Regions from separate parts of the Mus musculus genome. Here region 2 is linked to region 1. Evidence: chromatin loops called from intact Hi-C (ENCODE). Cell type or tissue: left cerebral cortex. All regions are shown on one strand. Links, peaks and the distances in the headings refer to the core of each region. The heading gives the core; the rest is flanking DNA. Region 1 has its middle 36 kb from the start of Gm39843. Region 2 overlaps Mettl8 (methyltransferase like 8).

Region 1 (2,918 bases), core at 259-2,758:
TGTTTAAAGATCCCTTTTCCAAGGGAGCCGCACTTCAGAGAGTCCATTTTCCCCAACAGGAAAAGGTATGTTCCTTTGTCTTCCACATTGGTTAAAAGTACGGTCTCCATTTTCACCAATTCTGAAAGTTACCTTGGAGCACTGTCTGCCTGGAAACATCCTCCCATGAAGCTCTGCTTGAGAAGGTTTCGAGGCTACTCATTAGGGGTCTCTGTTACACATCTCCCATTGTGCACTGGAACACTCAGTTGCCATTGACTTCTGCTAACATACTTGTGCGAGTTCCCTATGCAGCGTCTCCAAACTGAGAATACATCCCGATTTCTACCATTAAGTACTTGTAAATCATTGCTACACATTAGTTGGTGTGTGAAAATAGCTATCTTCCTGGGGGCTGGGGGGGGGGGGCACACAAAAGCCAGAGTCACATGAACGTCTGCATCGTCTCATTCTCTCCCTGAACTGCTTCACCCCACCTCTGTGGTTTTCCATCTCCTAAGGTCTGAAGCCTGAATAGATCAGCTTTGTTACCTAATTGGTTCTGATGTTGGTTATGCTCCTCACAGGAGCAGTTGACTTCACATTTGCATCGCTAATAGCCCTCTTTGAGAGCCTCTGCCCCTCCTGCCTGCCTCTGCTAGTCATCAGTAGACTACACACACACACACACACACACACACACACACACACGTTGAGGGTACTTTCCCCTCTTGTGGAAGCACATTGTAAATCCTAAGCACTGAATATGGGAGGTGTTGTTATTAATAATAGCGTCTACAATCTACAAGGCAGCGTGCACACAGCACTCAACATGTACTTTTTCAATGCTTTTTGAGACACTGAGAGAACAACAGTACTGTGCTGTGGGAAAGGTATTGCCTGGGAGTCTCCCAGGAAAAGAATAGGTTCCAGGTCCCATTGAACCACTTCACTACTCTCCATTCAGCTCTGAGTGCTGATTTTGTATACAGTAGGTACTTCATTTGATTCCCAAGAGCCTATGAATTAGCTGTTACTGGGGCCATTTAACAGATGAGGCGGGTGCTCTGAAATCCTCGGTAACTCGCCCAGGATATTAGAGGTATTAAGTGACAGAGTCAGGATGTAGACCTGGAATTGCCTTTACTCCAAAATCCTTTTCATTTGTGGGTTCACAGGCTGCTGGGAAAAACACTGAGGAATAGAGAGCCTCTAAATGTGGTGCAGAGCTTGTGGGAGCTTGGCTCGTAGAACCCTCAAGGATCCTCCTGCTCATCGAAGATCCGGTCATTCAGTGAAAAAAGTAGGTCACACTTGACTGGGTTATAAAATGGAAAGGAAGGAGGGAAGGGAGGTGACCCGTGAGGAATGACAGAGCAAAACCCCTCAATCAGTTCTCTGCAGCATTCTGAGTCTGCTCAGCTGTGCCCCACCCCCAACCCCCTGCTCCCATCCCGGAGACCCCACAGGCTCAGCCTTGAACCTGGCGTACCTCCTAGCAGAGCACACAGCACTTGCGTACTCCTCACTTTAAGTTAAAAGGAAAATTCAAGGAAGGGAAAAGGCCCTTAAAACATCTTCAGAGGGATTTGGCTGTACTGTAACCTAAAAAAATCTGTGAAGTCGGGAGGTGTCAGAAAGAAAGCATGCATGAAACATCTTTATTTAAAGCCTGTGTGTACATGAATGACACATTAATGCCAATTCAAACATGAAATGTGGATCCTTTTTTGGAATACGGTCTGGGATTCGAAAGGCGCAAAGGTACCCTGCACGCTGGTTTGCATGGGGTTATAGATATAAATGGAAGTAAAAGAACTCTTGCATCTTCGTTTTTTTAATAAACCTGTGTTATGGCCTCAGAGCTATAGAGGAGAGTAGGTGCCAAAATCTGCCTTTCATTAACATAGGCCTTAAATGACAAGGAAGAGGTGTTGAAGACAAAATTACTTTTTCCTATGAGTATGAATCAGCAAAGTGCAGCAACAAGCAAGTGATAATAGCTGTGCGGGTGAGAGCCTACGGGGGCGGGGGGGGGGGAGGGAGAGGGGGGCGAGGTCAAGAAAAATAGCATCAGCTGGAAAAGACACAAGCACACCTGCGAGGCCTATGCAGGAGGCTACAGAGCACAGCTCCCCTGAACACCACCTCAAAGGGCTCAGAGCACAGTAAACCCAGCTTGGACAAAACACATTGGTATGAGATGGGTGGAACACATTAAAATCTCCAGATGGTTGAAGACAGCCCACCCTCAGCTGCCGCTGGAGCTGTCAGAGGCAAGCTACAGGTGCCACTGCTTGGCCAAGAACTTAAAACAACAGCTATTGATTCTCTGTTGCCTGCGGCCTCACAACCACTTAACCTTTAAGAAGGAGAAGCTAGAGTAGTGATTCTCAACCGGTGGGCACAGCCCCACCTTGGAGTCAACCGACCTTTTCACAGGAGGCCACCTAAGACCATCGGAAAACACTGGTTGTTGCATTCCAACTCGTAACAGTAGCAAAATTACAGTTAATGAAGTAATAGTGAAAATAATTTTATGGATGGAGGTCCCCACGGCATGAAGCACTATATTAAAGAGTTGCAGCATTAGGAAGGTTGAGAACCACTGAGCTAGAGAGAGGCAGATGAGCACTGCAGAAAGGGTGTGGGTGGGATCAATATTGGACTTGAAGTAGTCACAGTGTCCAGATACCTGTGAACTTGGCATCTCAGTGTTCTGTGTGTTCTGTGTCTTAAACATGATTTTCTTTAACAAGCAGCTACTAAGGAAAGCAGAGAGCCCACCCCCCCGGCGCCGGGGTGGGGGTGGGTGGGGGGTGCAGGGAGCTTTGCTCTCAGATGTTACAAAGAAGATGACCCTTGATAGGTTCCCCGACACCAACAAACACCAACCTCATCTCTTCTACATGGGCTAATGAAACTGGATCCAGGAAAAA
Region 2 (2,918 bases), core at 263-2,762, 60 kb before region 1:
ACATAGATGTGCATGTGTGTATATATAAGTACATGTTAGTCATCATGATTTTTTAATTGAAATTATGCACTCATTATTAAGTTTAGGCCTGCTTAGATTTTTTTTCTTGTGATGTTTTAGAAAGTTATTATAGGTAAGTTGTTTTTCAAAGTTATATATCCCATAAATAAATGAGTAAAGAATTGTCTGTAATATATTTTAGTTTTCCAGTATTTATGAGGTCTGTGGTAGCATCTCAGCTTTCATTCCTTTATGTCAGAAAAGTACCATTTTTATGCAGTCAAACCATCCACAAATAGCAGTCCTGCTTCTAGAAGCTTGCAGTTTAATTTGAGAACTTTAAATATATTAAAATTATGTATTTAAAAGATTTTCTGTGTTTCTGCTAGATTTATTAGATATTTATCTAATTAAGGAGATTAGATAGTAGTATAGCGCCAGATGTGGCTATTAAATATGATAAAGAAATGAAAGAGATAGATTTCTGTGTAGTCGGTTATAGAAGTAACTGCCTAAACAAGGAAATCGCCACTTGCTTAGGCCCTGACCACGCAGAGCTCTGTCCACTGTCCAGCGGCCGTCAAAGCACAGGCCTGACATTCTGTTCATAGCCGGTCTGGTTATGTCGTTTTATCTGTGGTCATTTAAGTGAGAGGGACTTTGCTTTCCTTCCCTTTTTTTGAACAGTGATTAGAATCATGTGATCATTTGAATTGTTTGCATCATTTTACATTTTGAGCATATTGCCTGTCTCTGTGGGTGTAATCAGTCTCTGCTCTCCAGCATGCAGGACATTGTATGAATAGATAATGTGGAAAGGTCTAAAGATAGTTCTGTAGGTAGAGTGCTGCTGGTGTTGTGTGGGGCACTGACTGGAAAAAGAACAAAGACACAGCAGGGTAAAGGCAGCAGAGCTGCATCCAGGAGAAGGGACAAACAAGGAGCTGGGGTGGGCAGTGGCTGTTGCTCACTGGTGGAGCCTTTTAATGCCCAACCAAGCTCTTTTATTAAAACCCCAACAGGAAAAATCTTGATTTTTTTATTTTATTTTAATTAATTAATTAATTTTTTTTTTTTGTGAAAGTGTAGTGAGATGTTTTTGACATTCTGCAGTTCGTTTTGAGCAGGATAGTAAAGGGTGTTTACTACAGCGTGGTTTTATGTCGAGTAGCACCTCTGATAGCCCTCGATGCCTGTCCCATACGTGTTACCCAGAGCCGGTTTCTCCCAACTGGTTACAGCAGTAGGCTGAGTGCCATGAGGAACAGCTGAGCCACCAGACAGCAGCAGCACTGACACAGGAGGCTCCCTGTGAACACGTTTCCATAAAGACTTGAGAGCGCTGTGTTTACCAGAACACACTTACAGTGCAATAACCTTTAAATTCTAGATTATCAACACCAGCTTCAACTCATGATTCTTCTCTTGAGCTAGAACTGAAGTGCGTGTGTTGTATGGGAAAATAAATATATTTGCAACAGTACACCAACTATTGAAAAGTCCACATGCGTAGACTACTGATCCAGGAGCACAGAGGGTTTCCCGTTGTTTAGTAGCTCTGTGATTTCCTTTTTTAGACGTAGTCTGTAGAAGACTTTTTCCTTGACTAGACATATTCCTAAATACTTAATCTGGGGGTGGGGATGCATTTTGAATCTTTTTTCCTAACTTCTTTCTCTGAGAGTACATTCTTGCTATACATGGAATCTATCCTGCAACTTTATGTAGGTGTTTATTGGGTCTGGGGTTTTTTAGGGGACCCAATAGTGTCTTTTAACTAAAAAATCATGTTGTCTGCTAGCAAGATAGTTTGACTTCTTTCTTTCCTGTTTTTATCATTTTATGCCTTTGTCTTGTCTAATTGCTACAGCTTAAACTTTGAGCACTCTATCAAATGGTCCCATTCCTGATTTTAGAGGAAATGGCCTCAGCTTGTCCCTGGAATGGTGGCTGTAGATTTGTTGTGTATAGCTTTATTATTTTGAAGCATGCTGCTTCTATTCCTAAAGTCTCCAGTACTTTCCTTGTAAACACATATTGGAATTTGTCAAATGCCTTTTCAGCATCAACTGAATGAATTATGTGATATATATATATATATATATATTTATATGCTGTATTACTTTTATATATTTACATATATTGAGCCAACCTTTCCTTTCATGGATGAAGCCCACTTGTTCATAATGTTTAATCTTATTATGTCTCTAAATTTGGTTTGCAGGTATTTTATTGAAAAATTTTACATATACATTCAAAGAAATTCATCTATAGCTTTCTTTTTCTCGTTGTGTCTTTGCCTGGTTTTGGCAAACTATTTGAATGCTTGTTGAGTAGTTAATTAGCTGTTTGTGACTTTGCAGGTCCTGCTTAGGATGAATGTGATTTGGAGAAGTTGCATTTGCCGACTGAGGCAGGGGAAGGTACCACACCGATGCCAGAGTGGCGTCCACCCGGTAGCCCCTCTGGGGTCGAGGATTTTAACTGACCCCGCCAAAGTTTTTGAACACAACATGTGGTGAGTTTCCCCCCACTCCCCTATTCATGTATTTATTTGTGAAACAGGACCACAGAGCACGAATGGAGGCCAGAGGACAAGTTTCGGGAGTCTTTTCTCCTCGTCCACCATGTGGGTTCTAAAGACCCAACTCAGATCATCAGACTGAGCAGCAAGACGTGGGAATTTGATATTATTTATACTCTTTAGGTGTCTTTTTCCCATTATGACCAAGGAAGGATTTTTTTTTTTTAAGACAGACTCTTCTTTGTAGCCCTGGCTGTCCTAGAACTCACTATATAGACCAGGCCATTTTCTGATTCCTGAGTGTTGGGATCAAAGGCTTATACCACCACACCCTTTGAGAAAGGATTTTTTTTTCAAGTTGATGATATTAAGTGAGGTTGTAAAAGTCCGAAAG

The links. Hi-C counts contacts between places; a loop is a spot of excess contacts. Peaks named below come from ENCODE experiments on the same cell type or tissue, not always from the same donor. Only the 100,000 strongest peaks of a DNase experiment are listed, where the experiment ranks them.
Region 2: a loop joins it to region 1, with 2.0 times the contacts of the local background. A loop is called at or near these places in 4 of 42 quality-filtered maps.

The regions. Positions count from the first base shown.
Region 1 is chr2:70,957,975-70,960,892 of GRCm38, reverse strand. No RefSeq gene overlaps it. Among named protein-coding and RNA genes, the nearest start is that of Gm39843, 36 kb to the right of the region's middle. In left cerebral cortex, for the core only: no CTCF peak of the experiment used is centred there; DNase peaks (open chromatin) are centred at 1,269, 1,742 and 2,190; H3K27ac peaks cover 1,731 bases.
Region 2 is chr2:71,017,820-71,020,737 of GRCm38, reverse strand. Mettl8 (methyltransferase like 8) reads left to right here. Exons shown (of 10, transcript NM_145524.3): 2 at 2,364-2,518. The coding sequence starts at 2,376. Among named protein-coding and RNA genes, the nearest start is that of Mettl8, 36 kb to the left of the region's middle. In left cerebral cortex, for the core only: no CTCF peak of the experiment used is centred there; DNase peaks (open chromatin) are centred at 805, 1,332 and 1,525; H3K27ac peaks cover 1,194 bases.